Regions from separate parts of the Mus musculus genome. Here all the other regions are linked to region 3. The links are chromatin loops, found by intact Hi-C in ENCODE. Cell type or tissue: heart. All regions are shown on one strand. Each heading gives the region's core, and the rest is flanking DNA. Links, peaks and the distances in the headings are about the cores only. Region 1 overlaps Arhgap31 (Rho GTPase activating protein 31). Region 2 overlaps Poglut1 (protein O-glucosyltransferase 1). Region 3 has its middle 12 kb from the start of B4galt4.

What was found. Hi-C counts contacts between places; a loop is a spot of excess contacts. Peaks named below come from ENCODE experiments on the same cell type or tissue, not always from the same donor. Only the 100,000 strongest peaks of a DNase experiment are listed, where the experiment ranks them.
Region 1: it touches region 3 in a loop (8-fold over the local background); 21 of 42 quality-filtered maps call a loop at or near these places.
Region 2: a loop joins it to region 3, with 3 times the contacts of the local background. A loop is called at or near these places in 17 of 42 quality-filtered maps.

Annotation. Positions count from the first base shown.
Region 1 is chr16:38,615,649-38,621,456 of GRCm38, forward strand. Arhgap31 (Rho GTPase activating protein 31) reads right to left here. Exons shown (of 12, transcript NM_020260.2): 7 at 5,255-5,444; 8 at 2,495-2,619. Gm36482 (a long non-coding RNA gene) reads left to right here. Exons shown (of 6, transcript XR_003951954.1): 1 at 1-314; 2 at 1,715-1,767. Among named protein-coding and RNA genes, the nearest start is that of Gm36482, 3.6 kb to the left of the region's middle. In heart, for the core only: a CTCF peak has its summit at 3,596 (motif pointing right); a DNase peak (open chromatin) is centred at 3,593; H3K27ac peaks cover 721 bases.
Region 2 is chr16:38,533,438-38,539,245 of GRCm38, forward strand. It overlaps Poglut1 (protein O-glucosyltransferase 1), which reads right to left. Exons shown (of 11, transcript NM_172380.4): 6 at 4,470-4,529; 7 at 1,288-1,387. Among named protein-coding and RNA genes, the nearest start is that of Timmdc1, 14 kb to the left of the region's middle. In heart, for the core only: a CTCF peak has its summit at 3,462; a DNase peak (open chromatin) is centred at 3,564.
Region 3 is chr16:38,727,361-38,733,168 of GRCm38, forward strand. No RefSeq gene overlaps it. Among named protein-coding and RNA genes, the nearest start is that of B4galt4, 12 kb to the right of the region's middle. In heart, for the core only: CTCF peaks have their summits at 2,407 and 3,758; DNase peaks (open chromatin) are centred at 2,711 and 3,751; H3K27ac peaks cover 1,443 bases.

The sequences.
Region 1 (5,808 bases), core at 492-5,491, 110 kb before region 3:
GAGCCATGTGTATTGACATCAGAGGGTCTCTCATTTTTACCCCTACATCCCACCATGACTTGGATGGCTTGGTTTTATTTCCAAGTCAGTAGGTTCTAAGAGCTTAACCGAGTGGCTTTCAACCTTGGCTGGGTGGCAGAACTGTGTAGGGAGCCTTTTAAAAACCCTTGCCACAGACTGGAGAAACTGCGGTGGCTGTGAGCCACTTTCTAGGTGACTCTGAGACACACTGCTCTGTCAGAAGACACCCCACGACCACAGCCACAGTTCGGTCCAGCACCTTGGATTTGAGCCTTTTGAAAAATCACCTGGGGGTAAGTGAACCCTTCCTAATTCGATAGCATAGCCTGGCATTTATTGCAACTTTGTTCATTCACTTTGTTCTCTCTCCTGGGTTTTGTCTTTTTTATTCCTGGCCTCTTCCATTGTGTAACAAATCCTCTCTTTGATGTGTGCAGTCTCTCAGCACAGACTAGCAGTTTCCTGTCAGGTACTCTCTCTTCCTCCGCATTGTTCACGGAGAGTTCTGATTTCTTGTTTGTACACTTCTGCCATCCTTTGACACTCTGCCCTCGTCACTTGGGCTAGTTCTGCATTTTATGAAAGGTGTGCTTACGGCAAAACTGTCCACAGAGGTCTACCCAGAATCCCATCCCCTCTGCTCTCTTCCCAGGGCTCTTGCACTTCTGAGGTTTAATCTCCATCTGTGCCAATGACTGGTTCAGAACCCAGGTCAGTCAGCCTTGCCCTGCGATCCAGTGATGGCTACTGAGACCAGGGAAGATGCAAGGCAGGACACTGATGACATTTCTTCTGCCTTTGGGGACAGTAATGCTCAAAGAGAAAAGCTGCCTTTAATAGCCACAGCCAAGGAAGCCATTTTAGGATGGCGTTGACAGAAAGGGGACAGAAGAGTTGAGGCGGGCACGAGGCAATGAAGACACTCTTGGTTAAGTTACCCAACACCTTCTCTGCCACTGAACTGGATTTATTTTTATTTATAGTCAAAATTGCTGTGGCTGCTGTCCACCATACATCCTTCATTATGCAACAGGCGAACTCAACTCAGGTGTCTCATATTTCTAATTTCTGTTCCTTGTTGTGAAATTATTACTTAGCCTGGATAAAGAATTTAGAGCTATTACCTCTCATTTTCCCTATAGGGACTCATTTCCTCCTAACACCAACTGAATATTTCAAACATTCACAAATGTTATGAACTTTTCTAAACCCACCACCTAGTTTCAACAGTTGTTGGCGTCTTTCTGCATATTTGATCTGTTTGTTCTATACCTATAGTTCCTTAAATCATTTGAAAGCGAGTTTTGATACTTTGACACTTCATCTTAAATCCTTCAACTGTAGCATACACTTCCTAAGAACAAACAAATGCTATAAAATGTAATAATTCCTCAGAGTCACATAGTAGCCAATGCATACCCACAATTTCCTATCTGCCCTCAAAGGTGTCTTTGTAGCTCTTAAAAACCAGACAGACAGACAGACGGACATCAGACAGATGGACAGACAGACAGAATCCAAACGAGATTTGTTTGATCCTTGTATTTGTGCGTTCACACCTCGCATAAGTCATTGTAGACGTTTTTCTTGTTCTTCCTCTCCTGACACAATATTCAGAATGCATCAGTTAGATTTGATATTAGAGTCCCATTTCCTTGATTCCTCTTTTAATCAATTTCTTTTCTTTGCTCAGGAGTAAACCCGTGGAGAAGAACCCCACTTAAGATCTCTGCTCTCAAGGTGAAGGTACAGGCTCTCCTTAAGCTGCATTCCAACTAGTAGAGAATAGCTATTTGGGAAAATGATGGAAATAACCAGTGCAGGAAAGACCTGACAGAGGCTCTTGAATTACATGACACACGGTGCTCTAACCAAATAACCTTAACCAACCTCACAGACAATAAGGGATTGACATCATGTACCTTGGACATGGCCCAGAGGCACACAGAGCATAGCCTTTGTAGACTGAAAAACTTCATAAACTTCAATCTAACCACAAGCAAACCTCAGACATGCCCACATAGAGTTCTACAAAATCTCCAAAGTATCGTGTTCAGAGAAACTAAAGAACGGTTCCCCCTTGGAGGAGACTGAAGATAGACGACAACCAAATGAAATATTAATTCCAGGTTTGGGCTTAGACCAGAAAAGGACATTGGTGGGACAACTGGCTAAGTGTGAATTTTAAGATATGCAAATCAGTTAATAGTATTAAAATTATATTTTTGATTTTGATAACAGTTGTGAAAGATGTTAGCATTAGGGGGTTTTATGGATGCTATAGATGTTTGTAAGTAAAACGTCATCATCATCACCGTTATCATCATCTTCTTCTTCCTCATCGTCTTAAAAAAACAAAACTCAAGTGAATCTGAAAGTTTCCTTTCTGGCCTGGTTAATTTGCTGTGATCAAATGTGCAACTGGGCTAAGGTCACAGCACAAGCGCATGGCACGGATGGTGCCAATTCTCACCTGACAGCCTCTGGCCTCTCACGAACACACTCCCGTTTCTACTCAGCTTGGACTTCGAGTCCGATCCAGAACGTCCCAGGTTAAATATCGATTTCCACTTCTTTGATTTGCTGGAAAGCTTTCTCCTGAAAGAACCAAGCCGTACACACACGTTAGTGGAGCACGTGTCATTTCCAGGCAGTGTTTTGTTTTGAGACAGGGTCTCAAAAAAAAGTAGACCAGGCTGGCTTGAACTCATGATCACCTCTGCCTTGCTGTTTGGAGGGCGATTGCAAAATTGAGAGAGAGCGTTACAACTATAGTCTCAGTCGTGAAGGGCTCTGGTATTTCTAGAAGTTTCCCTCTAAAATTCAAGTTGTACCTGACTTTAGCCTGTCTGAGGGAAGCCTTGGGTGATCAAACACGTCAACGCAAAGACCCTTTTCTTTAGAACTACAGCCAAAGTTTGTCATCTATCAGAGGCAGCGGTGGGAGGCCAGCAGTGGGACAGTGGTCAGTGGGACGGTCAGAGCCCACAAGCAAACACACAGTTCTGAAATCTGGTGGAACGTCTATGAAGCACTGCAGTCCTGCCTCTCCACACATGCTGAAATTTTTAAAAGAAAGAGGTGTAATCAAGCCAGAAGTGGTGGGGCACGCCTTTAATTCCAGCACTAGGGAAGCAGAGGCAGGTGGATCTCTGAGTTCGAGGCCAGCCTGGTGTACAGAGTGAGTTTTAGAACAACCAGTGCTATGTAGAGGGACCTGCCTCAAGCAAGCAAACAAAAAAAGATTAAGACCATAGACCTTTTAAACATTTAACACACTATAGACCCTTTTAAACATTTAAGACCACAGACCTCAGATCTGTGCTTTCTGCCCCGTGGCCATATGGCTAGGACGTGTAATAAGCAACACAGTAAAACAGACAAAAAGAGCAAAAGTGTCTGGGTGTTGCCGAGGGAAGCTGTGACTTGCCGGCTGGCCTCAGTCACTGTAAAGAAAAGCATAAGGTCCAGCATGCCTCTTGCCCAGCCTTTTACCAGGCTGCTTGGCTATGGAGATGGAGATGAGGCTTGGTGACATAGCAACTGGGCTGGCTCATGAGAACCTAGTACCACCAGGGGGCACTACAGAGGCAACTCCAGCTTCCGATCCACCCAGCCAGGCTCTGGCGCAAAGATGAGGTTTGAAACCTTGTAACCCGTCATTCTCTCAAGGAGCCTTTTCTCCATAGGTCTGGGTCTCAGCTTTAGGAGTCTTTACAATCAGTTGGAAACACGTCTGCATACTTGTTGGTTTCTATCCCATTTGGCTGGATAATCTAAGGACTTAGCCTTGATGTGTATCATAAGGAGTTGCATATATTAAGCTAGTATAGCGCTGTGGCTGAAAGCAGAGACAATGCAGGAGATGGTCTCTCTGAAGTGCCGTTCATCCCTGGGAAGGAGGCTTATTCTGTATGGCTTAGAGAGAGGGGCAGTGTGTTTAGTTCTAAGAGGGTACAATCTGATCGCTCTAGAAAACAGAGTCATCAATGACTCCGATATTTCTAGAAGTTTCCCTCTAAAATCCAGGTTGTACCTGCCTTTAGCTTGTCTGGGGATTCACTGAGTAATCAAACATGTTAACACAAAGACCCCTTTTCTTCAGAACTACAGCCAGGGAACTTTCCCCAGGGAAGTCGAGACATGCCACCACTATCACAGGACTCCTCTAGTTATCCAGGGGAGCAGACATCTTCCTCGCTAACCAGCTTGCTGTCTTGGGGAGTCAATTACTAAACAGAAAGCATGGCGCAATCCAGTGAAAAGGTGCCTTCACCTACACCCTCTAAAGGGTTAGGACTCTTGCTTCAGTCACTGCCTTCTTTCATGGTGGGACAAGTGGGTGGCTAGAGAGACTAAGGTTGGAGTGGAAGAAGAAATAGAGAGGATACTAATGATGACTTGTTGTCGAGTGGAGAAAGATTGGGGCAATGCTTCAATCAATAAACTGCTTGCCACTTAGCATGAAGACCTGCGTTGGATTGATATCTCATGTAAAGAAGCTGAGAAGGGTACACGCGTGTTATCCCAGTGCCTAGGAGACATAGAATCAGCCAGCCTAGCCTATTCTACAAGCCCCAGGTCCATGATGGACCATTTTCTTGTTTTTTGGTTTTTTTGAAAGGTGGTTAGCTCCTGATAAACAAACAAGTTGCCCCATGGCCTCCTACAAACCTGCACATGCATGTCCACACGAACACACACATGTGTATATACTGACAGACACAGAAAGGAGTGTGTGTGTGTGTGTGTGTGTGTGTGTGTGTGTGTCTAGTAGGTTGAGAAGAAGTAAGGAAGTCAGAAATGCCATCCCCAAGTGCTGCCAGCAAGGACCCTCTGACAAGAGTGGCCCCCATTTGTCCTCTTGTGTTCCGGCATAGGCTAATTTCCATGCCGTTTGCAGTGTCGCGTGGGGGTGGTGTCAAACACTCATTGGCAAGCCGCATTTGTAAACTCCAGGCCTGTTTTGTCTCCGCCATGGAAGAAGAGACCCATAACTCACCTGGGTTTGTGGGAGGAGATAAGAGTTCACAGTAAGTCTGCGGCAGTGGAAGAAGCCATCCCTACTGAGGCTGGTGAGAATCGTGGGGACTGGAAAATTCCGTTGTTACCCAACTTGGGCTGCGCCCAGGTTATCATACTGTCATCACTCATGGCCCTGAGACTGGACACCTCACTCCTTTGTCCCCCTTCCCTCCCCAAGCCCTTCAGAGTTCTGAAGAATGGTAATTACTTGTTGTCTGGTAACTCAAGGACGGTGTGGAAGGGAGGAGGGACGATCTCGGGCAGGCTGTTCTCTCGTCTTTCCTTCCGAGCAGGGTGGTTTGTCGCCAAGCTTCGGGCCTGAGCCTCCTCCAGGCTTACCAACTTCATGGGCAGGGACAAGGCTGGCAAGGTCAGGCTCTTTGTGATAGTACGGCTTTCTGTAAAGCAAAGGAAAGAGTTTGGCTTGGGAGCATATTCAAGCTCTAGGCCTACTCAGGTCTCTCGTCTACAGCCCTTCCACTTGAACTCCTTGGCAAGGGGCGGCATGCCAGCTTTGGCTTGGGGAGTCTGGGGCAGAGGTTGTACACAGGAAATTGTCAGTTTTCCTGCCCATAGTGGGTGGAGGACCTGGAGGGGCACCAGGAAGTCATTGCTTTCTGTACTTTCCATGGAGTGACTGTTGATATACTCATTCATTCATTCCACAAATATTTATTGAGCACTTACCGTGATCTAGCGTTACAGCAATGGTTCTTTAATCCTGAAAACTCTGCTGAGGACTTTGGTCAGATAAGAATTTGG
Region 2 (5,808 bases), core at 381-5,380, 190 kb before region 3:
ACACTCATACACATAAAATAAAAAAATTTAAACTAAAAAATAATAGACTAATGGTGTGTAGCTCAAGGCTAGAGTGTTTTTCTAGTATTCCGAGGCAAGGGTTCAAATCCCAGTATAGGAACACAACAAAAATGTACACACGAAACTTATGTAAAAAAATGCATCCACTACAGATACACAGTGAGGTTTTCTCCATGACGCTGAAAGCTTTCTTCTTATTGTTGAAATTGCAAACGAGGAAATTAGGACTTTATGTTCGTTCTTATGGCAAGAAGTCAGTCAGGACAGATGGACCTCAGAGCTAAAGGCCACATTTCTCTGATTTTAATGAAATGAAGATTCCTGGAACCTGGGCCCCAGAGTTAGTCACTGAGCTCATTGTTTAAGCTCTTGGGGTGTGCTCTTCAGCAACTGAGAACCATTCCTGTACACCAGGGATTGGTAAACGACAGCCCACGGCACCACACAGTGCTATAGAACCAATGGATTAGATATTTTCATTTTCAAGTGACTGGGGAGAATCAAGGGAAAGAAAAATATTTTTGATATGTGAAAATCCTATAAAATGCAGGAGTAGTGGCACAAGACTTTAATCCCAGAACTCAGAAGAGGGAGATGGATCTGTGAGTTCAAGGCCAGCCTGTTCTACATACTGAGTTCCAGGACAGCCAGGGCTACATTATGACACCCCGTCTCAAAGATAAAAACAAGGGCTGGAGAGATGGCTCAGTGGCTAAGAGCACTGACTGCTCTTCTGAAGGTCCTGAGTTCAAAGCCCAGCAACCACATGGTGGCTCACAACCATCTGTAATGAGATCTGGCACCCTCTTCTGGAGTGTCTGAACACAGCTACAGTGTACAATAAATAAATAAATCTTAAAAATAAAAACAAACAACAACAAAAAAAAGAAAAAAATTACATAAAATTCAAATTTCATATGAAATCCAGATTTTGGTGTCCATAAATACTAACTAGGAATAGTCACAATGTGAGAGCTGCCTCTGCTACAGCAGGCCATGCAGTAATGACCTGGGTAGCCCCACATTTACTATCTGGCCACTCACAGGAAAAGCTTACACTCAACTCTTGAGAGTTGCTGACACCCAGCATAGCAGCGCGAGTGAACCCTGGGAGACAGCGATTTACACATACGCTAACACCATCGCAGGGAATCTGCTCTGCGCTCATCTCACCACTGAGAGGAAGCCTAATCTCAAACTCTACCCAGATGGCAACGTTCTTAGAGTCAGCACTGCTGTGGTTCGAGTCAGACGGTTGCTGATTACTTTCATAGACTTCCAGGCCTGGTTTTTGGTGTACTCGGCATCGACGAGCTTTGGATTTTTCCGAGATAGGAGAATGAGAGGATCTCTTTCTGGGCTTGTCCTACAGAGAAAACACAGAACATAAATCTATGTGGCCTATACCATAATGTCCCCAATGCCTATGCAGCATTTAGTGCCAACTATGCCACTGGCACAGATGGGATAGTTCCACCGGGTCTGGGTCGGTAAAGGAAGAGGACCCTGGGTAGTGCAGCATCTTGGTTGCTCAGGCTATCCCACTTTACCCATAAAGACAGGGAGTGTCAAGCCTTTCTTTACTTACATCCAGGTTTGTTTTAAAACAGGCTCTCAAGTAGCCCTGGGGGTTTGGATATGCTTGGCCCAGGGAGTAGCACTATTAGGAAGTGTGGCCTTATTGGAGCAGGTGTGTCACTGTGGGTGTGGGCTTTCAGATCCTCATCCTAGCTGCCTGGAAATCAGTATTCTGCTAGCAGCTTTCAGATGAAGATGCAGAACTCTCGGCTCCACTAGCACTACGCCTGCCTGGATGCTGTCATGCTCCCAACTTGATGAAAACGTACTGAACCTCTGAATCTATAAGCCAGCCCCAATTTTAAATGCTGTCCTTATGAGAGTTGCCTTGGTCCTGGTGTCTCTTCATAGCAGTAAAACCCTAACTGAGACACCACGGTATCCTCAAAAATCATTAAATGTGGCCTTGAACTCCTGATCCTGACTAGTGAACTCTCAATCACTAGTATTGATTAGTGAACTCTCAATCACTAGTATTGATTAGTGAACTCTCAATCACTAGTATTCTTAGTGTCAGTTACCACATCTGGCCTGCATCTGATCTTAAGAGTATGATTGTACTAGCTAGTTTTATGTCAGCCTGTCAAAAGCAAGAGTCACCAGAGTGAAGGGAGCCTCAATTGAGAAAAATGCCTCCATAAGATCCAGCTTAAGACATTTTCTTAACTAGTGATCAATGGGGGAGGGCCCAGCCCTCTGTGAGTGGTCCCATCCCTGGCTGGGGTGGTGGTTCTGAGTTCTATAAGAAAGCTGAGTGAGCAAGCCAGGAGGAGCAAGCCAGTAAGCAGCACCCTTCCATGGCCTCTGCATCATCTTCTGCCCCCAGGCTCCTATCCTGTGTGAGTTTCTGCCTTCATGGCTTTTGATGATGAACATGGGACCATGAGTGCAATAAACTTTTTTCCTCCCCGAATTGCTTTTGGTCATGGTTTTTTTGCCACAGCAATAGTGACCCTAACTAAGACAATGATGTTCTGGTGACTGTATCTCTATTTCAGGGAATGGTTTTCCTTTTTGGAAGCTTCATCTAATGCCTACCATCACTGCTACTCACATCAGTGTGGCTACATAATTGCTATTTACCAGAACAGCTACATGGCCTTTGCTGTGTATGCATTGTAAAGTCTAATATAACACTTAAATTTGAAAACCAAGCTAGCCGCGGTAGCACACACCTTTAATCCCAGCGTTCAGGAGGCAAAGGAAGATCTCTGTGAGCTCAAGGGCAGCCTGCACTATATACATGGTGAGCTCCAGGCCAGCCAGGGCTACAAAGTGAGACCCTCATCTCAAAATATACAAACAAAAAAAGGCAAGAGCTAGGCACAGTGACTACATGCTTATAATCCTAGCTACTTGGAAAGCAAGCAGGTCTCAAGTTCAAGGATAATCTCGGCTATATAGGAACAAAGGTGAGAATCAGAGAATTAGTCTGAAGGATGGGTGTTGGCCCAAGTGTATTCTCAAGTCCACTGTCCAAGCCAGGTGGATGGAAGATAGATAACTCTGATAGACAGCACACCACCACAATAACTACAAACTCTTCCCCCTTCACGGCCTTCCTCTTTACCCATTCCACAGACATTGACCCTGTGTTTACCCAGCAGGTGCTCTCCTCAGCACGGGGATAGGAGGCAGAACACCACAGCCAAGAGTCTCCATTTTTCTATCCTGTCTTCCTGCTCCATTTCTCCTAGCCTCAGTCTATGACACTGAGCACTGTTGGGCAGCCACAAGGTCTGAGGACAAGAATGCCCAGAGACCTGGTGAAGGTAACTCCTGCTGTGTTAACCACCTGAGACTGAAGCACAATGACGCTGCTTCTAGGGAACTGGAAACAGGAAAAGGATACCCTCTCTGCTCGGCAGGTGGCGCTCTATGAATACCCATTCAGTACCGCTGTTGGGTGGGAGGGACCGCCTTTGAATTGTGAGTGGTTTGGCAAGCAAGCCTCCTAGTTTGCTTTCTATTGTGGTGGTAACACCAGGACCAAAAGCTGGAAAGGGTCTGATCCGCTTGCATATCCCCATCATAGCTGATCTTTCAGGGGATAAGGGAAGAAACTCAGGCAAAAGCAGGAACCTCTGAGGAAAGCCACTTACTGGCTTGTTTCCAAGGCCAGGATCAAGTTCAGCTGCTTTTCTTTTTTTCTTCCTTTAAAGATTCATTAATGTATTTAATGTATATGAATGAGTACACTGAAGCTGTCTTCAGACACACCAGAAGAGAGCATCAGATCCCATTAAAGATGGCTGTGAGCCACCATGTGGTTGCTGGGAAAGGAACTCGGGACCTCTGGAAGGGCAGTCAGTGCCTTTTCTTAACCCCTGAGCCATCTCTCCCATCCCATCAGCTGCTTTTCTTATATCTCCAAGGACCACGGACACAGGGGAGGTACTGGGCCCTCCCACATCAATCACCAATCAATCAAGAAAATGCCCGTTAGGACATGCCTATACACCAATCTGATTGCAGTATTTTGTCAACTGAAGTTACCTCCTCCCAGGTGACTCGAGTTTGGGTCAAGTTGACAAAAAAACTAACCACCACCACAATTGAATTCTTTAGTCTAAGATCTTGCCAATCCAAGTCTCTGTTGTTGGTGGTGGTGATGGTGGCTGTTTTGAGACAGGGTCTCACTGTATAACTCTGGCTGGCCTGGAACCCACTATGTGGACCAGGCTGGCTCAGAACCCAATATTAAAGACATCCTGCCTCTGTCTCTTGAGTGCAAGATTACGATTGTGCATCACTATGCCTGGCCACCATTCCACATTCATTTTTTAACTATCTTAGCAATTCCTTTGAGCAACAAGATACATTATACCCTTAAGGTAACATCATTATTACAGGTCTAAGAATATAATCACCTTGATCCTCGGAAATATGCTGTAGAATTTTTCTTTTCCCACGGCCATTGCGCTGCTGACCTAAAAATACAGATTTTTGATTAGTTTTGGAGCTTTTCCCTAGACTATGTATGTTTTAACCATTTTTTTCTTTTTTTTAAGATTTATTTATCTATTTATATATGTGAGTACACTGTAGCTGTACAGATGGTTGTGAGCCTTCTTGGGAATTGAATTTTTAGGACCTCTGCTCGCTCTGGTCAACTCCGCTCACTCAGTCCCTGCTCGCTCTGACCCAAAGATTTATTTATTATATGTAAGTACACTGTAGCTGTCTTCAGACACTCCAGAAGAGGGTGTCAGATCTCATTATGGATGGTTGTGAGCCACCATGTGGCTACTGGGATTTGAACTCAGGACCTTCAGAAGAGCAGTCAGTGCTCTTAACCGCTGAGCCATCTCACAAGCCCGTTTTAACCATTTCTGAAGGTTTGTTTGGAATGTTGTACCTTTAAATAAATCCATTCAAGGCTACTAAAACAAGCCATGAACAAAACCACAAGCCCTTTCGCTAGCATTTCAGCAACCTGAAGGAGCTTGGTGGGAACAGCTACAAACTCACCAACTCAGTAACATTAACTCACACAAGCAAAAGTGCACAGGGTCCAAGCAGCGCGCACAGGACTACTTGGTTGGCACAAACAGGGTTCCCTCTCTAAGTAGAAGGCTATTAATAAAACTAGCGGGTGACAAGAAATGCAAAGGAACTGGGTGAAAAGAGAATTCATGTTTGGGGAATAAAGCAAGGATCGCCAGAGGTATATACTCTGCCATCTCAAAGGACCTTGGGCTTCTTAAAGCTTCATGAAGTGCTCTCGAAAGAATAAAGTCCGGAAAACACAGCAGTTAGCAAGTGTGATCGTGACCAGACTTCCTCGATGAAACTCACATCACTTTAACTGCCTTTGCAGAGCCCCACCCACCCTGCAGAGCCCCACCCACCCTGCAGAGCCATCTCTGCAGCGCCTTCCTCTGTGAAGGGGAAGACTCAACTGGAGTAGATGAGAGCGGCGGGGCTGTGTCGGAGAAATGGGGAGCCCGGGCTGTGGGCTCTAGAGGTCTAGGTAGAGTTCAGGTCTACAGCGCCAAGCTTCTCGTTCACACCCTGAGAGAGATGCTTGGGGTTTCCAGGGCCCCGAGCTAACCTGGCCCACCTTTTCCCCCTTTGGTTTCCATTCTGTGACAGGGTCACATGTAGCCCAGGCTGGCCTTGAACTCTTGTTCCTCCTTCCTCCACCCTCCCAGGTGCTAGGAGACAGGGCAGTGCCAATATTGGCCGGCTTTCTGTGGTGCTGAGAAA
Region 3 (5,808 bases), core at 515-5,514:
ACTCCCTGCCATGATGGTAAATGACTAAGCTTCTGAGACTGCAAGCAAGCCCCCAAATAAATGATTTCTTTCATAAGAATTGCCTTTGTCACGGTGTCTCTTGACAGCAGTAGAACAGTGATGGAGACAGCAAAGAGCATTGAAGATGGCCAGAAAGCCACCAGAAACTTGAGAAGAGTGTGAGACAGAGCGAATCCTCATAAGGGCACCTTAACCTTAGATTTCTAGAATCTGCAGTGGTAGGACAACGTAGTGTTTTTGTTTAAACTCAGTTTGCCGTGCTTTGTTATGGAAGCTCTCTCCTGGTGCAGTCTCCAGGCAGTATCTATAGCTGCAGCTGGGATGATAGCTAAACAACTGTACACAAACATTCGTCTTAGCAAGCAGCTCCAGGGTGGTCAAGGAGGACTTCTGTAAATAGACAGAGGTCCCTGTGGTTGTAGGAGACAGTGGGCTGTGGGAAGTCAAGGACCGTTTCACATACTGTGCTCCCCTTTAATCCACAGGAAGATGCTTCAAGATCTCAATGGAGACTTAAAACTGCAGGACTTGTCACACTGTATCAAACCTTTCATACAATGTCGTTTTCTGTATATGCATACCCAGGTGCAGATTCAGTTTATAAATTAGGAACGGTAAGATAACACCAAATACATTCTAGAATAGAACATTTTTGTAACAATAATATTGCACATTCCTATCTAGTATTTTTAAGACGTCAGTGACTGCGGGTACCTGCAACAAAGGGAACTATCACATTTTGAAGGACACCAAGGTGTTTGTTTGGGAACCAGAGAAAGGGAGGCTCTGCAGAGCCCCTGGAACAGCCCAGTGCCTCCTTCTGACTCCCTGAGTCACCATAGGCTTCCACTTCTCCGTGACAGATTTGGTGAGTTATCTTCTTCCTCTATCTCAGGGCCTGAACACAGATTTTTGGAAGTCTGTGAAATGTATTTGTATTTCGTATTTATTCATTGATTGGACTGGCCTGTCAATACATTCACAGACCATTACGGTTTATACATATATAAGGCTTATATAGTGAAGGTTCTTATGTAGAGAAGAAGTGTCACTGGCTGGTGACACTACTGAGAGGTGATTGGATCAGCAGGCTTGTAACTTCATCAATCCATTGTTCATTGGTGTTCACCATTACTTGGTGAATCCATTGTTAAACACGTGATTAGTGGTGAGGCCTATCTGGAAAATGACTACTAGAAGCAAGCCTTTGAAAGTCATCCCTGCCCCAGGCTTGCCCACTCCCCAATCTGCTTGGAATAAAGTGAGCAGCTTGACTTTAATCGTACCCTTCCACCATGACGTCCCTGTCTTACCTCAGCATACATTCAGCGAAGCCGGCAGACCATGAACTTACGCCTCTATAATTTGGGTGGACGGGACACACCTTTCTTTAAGATAACTTTCTCCGATGTTTGTCACAGCAACAGAACACTGACAAACACAGTGGAGCGCATTCCCTATGTCTACCTTGGGATTGATGTGGACATGTGGAGTTTGGAAGACAGCATCATCCCTCCACTGGTGGGATGTGCAGCATACTGTGAGATTGATGGCAAGCTGGATGTACCAAAGTCCCAAAGTCAGAGTGTCTGGTGCGTAGCAGTAAATTATTAAACCGCACTGAGCTCCCGGTGGTGGTGGTGGTGGTCACGCTTCTCGCTACCCACCAGAGTTCTCTGGATTCTCGAATTAAAAGACACACACTCGCAACCTTTATGTTTTGATATGCTTTAACTAGCTCAGTGAACCTCCACGTGGTTAACACACTCCCCTTGGTTGCAAGGCAAGAATTCTAAAGATATACTCAGGGGCGTATGAGACCAGGGTTTGCTCAAGTCTGTACAGGATATGGGCGAGACTGCTGGCAAATCTTGCTTGTGTGGAGGGAGGAACTAGATAGGATTCGATAATGTGTTACAGAGTTGAGTCCAGACTAGGTCCTGTAGCGCGGGGTCAGCTAAACCTGGGTGGTGAGGAGGAAGGCAAGAAGGTGTGGGGCAATAGTAGCTTCTTCATAGCTCCTCCCCACTTGCCTCAGTGAGACAGGAGGCAGGAAGCACACCCTGGCTCAGTATCTCAGCCCAGGAGAGAGGCTGCTTGGAATCTCATCTTTACCTCTCGTCACTTGCTTTAGTCCCACAATCATAGATGGTTTGCTGAGGGAATCCATCTATATTAATACTGCCTGTTTGCATGTCCATGAGTAGCTGTAGAGTTAAGAGGTGATGTAATTTTACCCTGTATTCCTAGAAATTATCTGTAAGATCACCATCCCAGAGTTTATTTGTGTAGTCTTAAACTATATACAATATTTCGGCCTTTCAGGAATTTGGCTTGAGTTCTTAAAATTCCCCAGACCTCCAGAAGGGGGAAATCTCAGTCAACACTAACATTTGAGATGTGGGTTTGCCATCTAGTGGGCATCTTTGAATCTGTATTTGTTATAAATACACGTGTAGCATACACATGTTTACACAGAGCCATCTGCACACCCACCCCAGAGTTTCCATGAAGTTATTTATCTTCCTTTCTCATCTTTAACGTTTATAGTCCAAGCAGGGTTGCAGATGCAGCCTTCTTGGCAAAGCGTCTCGTGTCTCCCTTTTATGTGCGCTAAGGGTAGAGGAAGGTTTTATAGTGTGTGTGTTCGCACATACAGTGGAGAGCATCGGAGCTCCACGGGGGCTCATTTGAACTTTCTGTACTTCTCCGTGTGTACCTTTCATGCTCCACTTGGGAATTACTGAGCCAGAACAGAACACCAAGAGACACGTCACACCACACAGGCATTGAGTCTGCCCCGCGGTAGATACTCAGTAAACATTCGTTTCCTTCCTTTTCACCCACGCCCACTCCCATTCCCATAAAAGCTGTATTCCAAATGTTCCAAATTCAAATATTCCAAACTCACAGTTTCAGTGTGCATTTGGTATGAGAGACACCGCTATCAGTGTAGCTCTACTACGGAGGCGGGGGCACTTAGTTCTGAGAACGAAAAGACGAATAAAACCTACTTTAGGATGTCCAGAGCAGGAAACAAGGGTTTTGCTAGAGATCTCAAAACCAGCAGGATAAATCTCAGGCATTTAGGGTAGGTTTTTAAATTTCAAGTTAGACTTTCCCTTGGAAGGACTATCACATCATACTGGCTTTCCCCAACAAGGAGTAGGGGAAAGATTGATCATCTCCCATATGGCGTGAGGTATTGAGAGACAGTCGGAGAGGGGATTTTAAGCAATTTTGTTCTGTCTAACGAAATGAATCCTCCTTTGATGTTTCCGTGGTACGGAGATGAAGATTTAAATTGCCTTTCTGTTATTTTTGGATGTGGTTTAGTGTTTCTTTGGAAAACGCCGTGTAGAGTCAGACTGTGAAGTGGCAGAGCTTTGTCTGGAAAGGATAAATGTACAGACCATAAAACTTTTAAAAATAGACATATTAAACTTTCCCCATGTGTCTTAAATCTAAAATTAAGCAACAGGAAAATGATAAAACCAAACAAGGGGCATTTATTTTTAAAAGCAATACATATGTTTGGCTAAAGAATTCGGAAAGTACAAAATACCATCAAATAGGGCTGGAGAGATGGCTCAGCCGTTAAAGGCTAGGCTCACAACCAAAATACCATCAAGTAGTAAAGGGGACATTTTTTCTTGTTCAGAGGTCCTTTTCAGTTCCTTGGGTGATTAGCCTTGCGGTTGTAATGCCTGTGCAGGCATCGCTGACGTCAGTTTCCTGGTGGAACTGCCTCACTGTCTGTTAACTCCCCGCTGTGAATGACAGGAACTTCAGCCTCTGATAATGCCTTTCCATTTCCTCTTCGCCATGTGTGTTTTTATTTTATTTATTTTTATTATTTTTTTTTATTTTGAGATAGGGTCTCACAATGTCGCTCTGGTTGGCCTGGAATTTGCTATGTAAACCAAGCTGGCTTTGAACTCAGAGAGAGCCACCTGGCTTTCAAGTGCTGGGATTAAAGGTGTGTGTGCCACCGTGTCTGGCAATTTTAAATTCCTGTTTGGTCAATATTAGTGGGGGGTTTGTTAATGCTCTGCTGCTACATAGGACACCTACATAGAAAGAAAAGAGGTTTGCTTCAGTTTATAGTTCTAGAGGGAGTGGGGGATCCAAGATCTAGAGTTCTGGGTTATTGATACTAGAATATTTCATCTCTGGCTGTAACTGTGGATGGGCCCATTTCTTAGCACATATCTCACAGGATTTTTAAAAAACTGTGTATGCACTGAGGGTCTGTTATTGGTTTATTAATATTTTAGATTTTTTACCCTTAAGAGCTGACTCATCTTTTACTGGTATAAAACAATCTATTTATCCTTATATTAAGGATAATAAGGTAATAATCTTCACTTTGAGGTATTTTGTTTGTTTTTGCTTGATTTTGAAGACAACAGCAAAAACTGGCCTTTCATTTTCTTTCTTCCTTTCTGTGTCTGTGTCTATGTATATGTGGTGCTCTCTCTCCCTCCCTCCTTTCTTCCTTGCCACCCTTCCTCCCTCGCCACCCTTCCTCCCTCTTTCTCTCTCTCCCTTCACCGCCCCATCTAAAGATTGAATCCAGGGACTTGAGTATGCTAGACACACACTCTGCTGTTGATCTATAGTTCCTGTTTCATTCTAAAAACTTATAATTACATTTCATTTCTTTGTATGTGGATGGCAGTGATGGCATGTGTTGGGGAAAAGGGCATGGCACCTATGCAGAAGCCAGAGGACAACTTTCAGAAACATTTTTAAAATCAATTCTTTAGCACTTTCACACAATATATTTTGATAATATTCATCCCCTATGTGGGGGCCCTAGATCAATGTTTCTCAACCTGTGGGTCTCGACCCCTTGGAGGTCAAAGGACCCTTTCACAGGATCACCTAAGGCCATTGGAAAGTGCTGATAATTACATTAACACCCATAACAGTAGCAAAATTACAGCTATGAAGCAGCAACAGAATGGTTAGGGGTCTGCAAAACACGAGGAACTGTATTAAAGGGTCACAGCATTAGGTAGGTGAGAACCTCTGCTCTAGGGGCTGTCACATGGTCAACTGCGCATGGCTCCAGACTCTTAAGTAAAACTACCTTTCTTCCCCTAGATGCTACCAGGTGTTGATAGTTTCTTGATGAGTGGTGGGAGCTCATGAGCCCTTCTGCTTCCTTGCTATGTTGACTGGTTTGGTCCTGTGTGGGCTTTGGGTGGATAACCACATAAGTTCATGAGTGCAGACAGAGGTCCTGTCATGTCCAGAGGACAGTGGTCTGCGCTTGTTCTCTCAAACTTCTGACTCTTACAGTCTTTCTCCTCCATCTTCAGTGATGGTCCCCGAGCCTTGGGAGTGGATTCATGATTTAGGGTCCCATTATTTTCTGCACTTCGATCACGAAAGGCAGTTTTTATTCAAATACATTTCCAATGTATCTGGGTACAAAGTATGGAGATACAGATCTGGTCTGAACTGGTTTTGGGTTCATTCACAATTAAGCAAAATTGTGTCCTCGAGTGAACTTTTAGGGGAGAATCTCCTAATTACCATCCGATACCTATGCATATATCTGTGCATATACCTACACATATACCTACACATACACCTATGCATACTCAGGCATGCCTATGATTAAAATCAGACGACTTATGGGACGGGGAGCATACCACAGAAAACTCATTACATAACCTAATCTATCAGTAAGAGGAGAGAATAATTCTCACTATACCCCTTAATAACTAAAGTTTTACTGAGCTCCATAAAAGGAAGCCAGCCCCACACATAAACAGG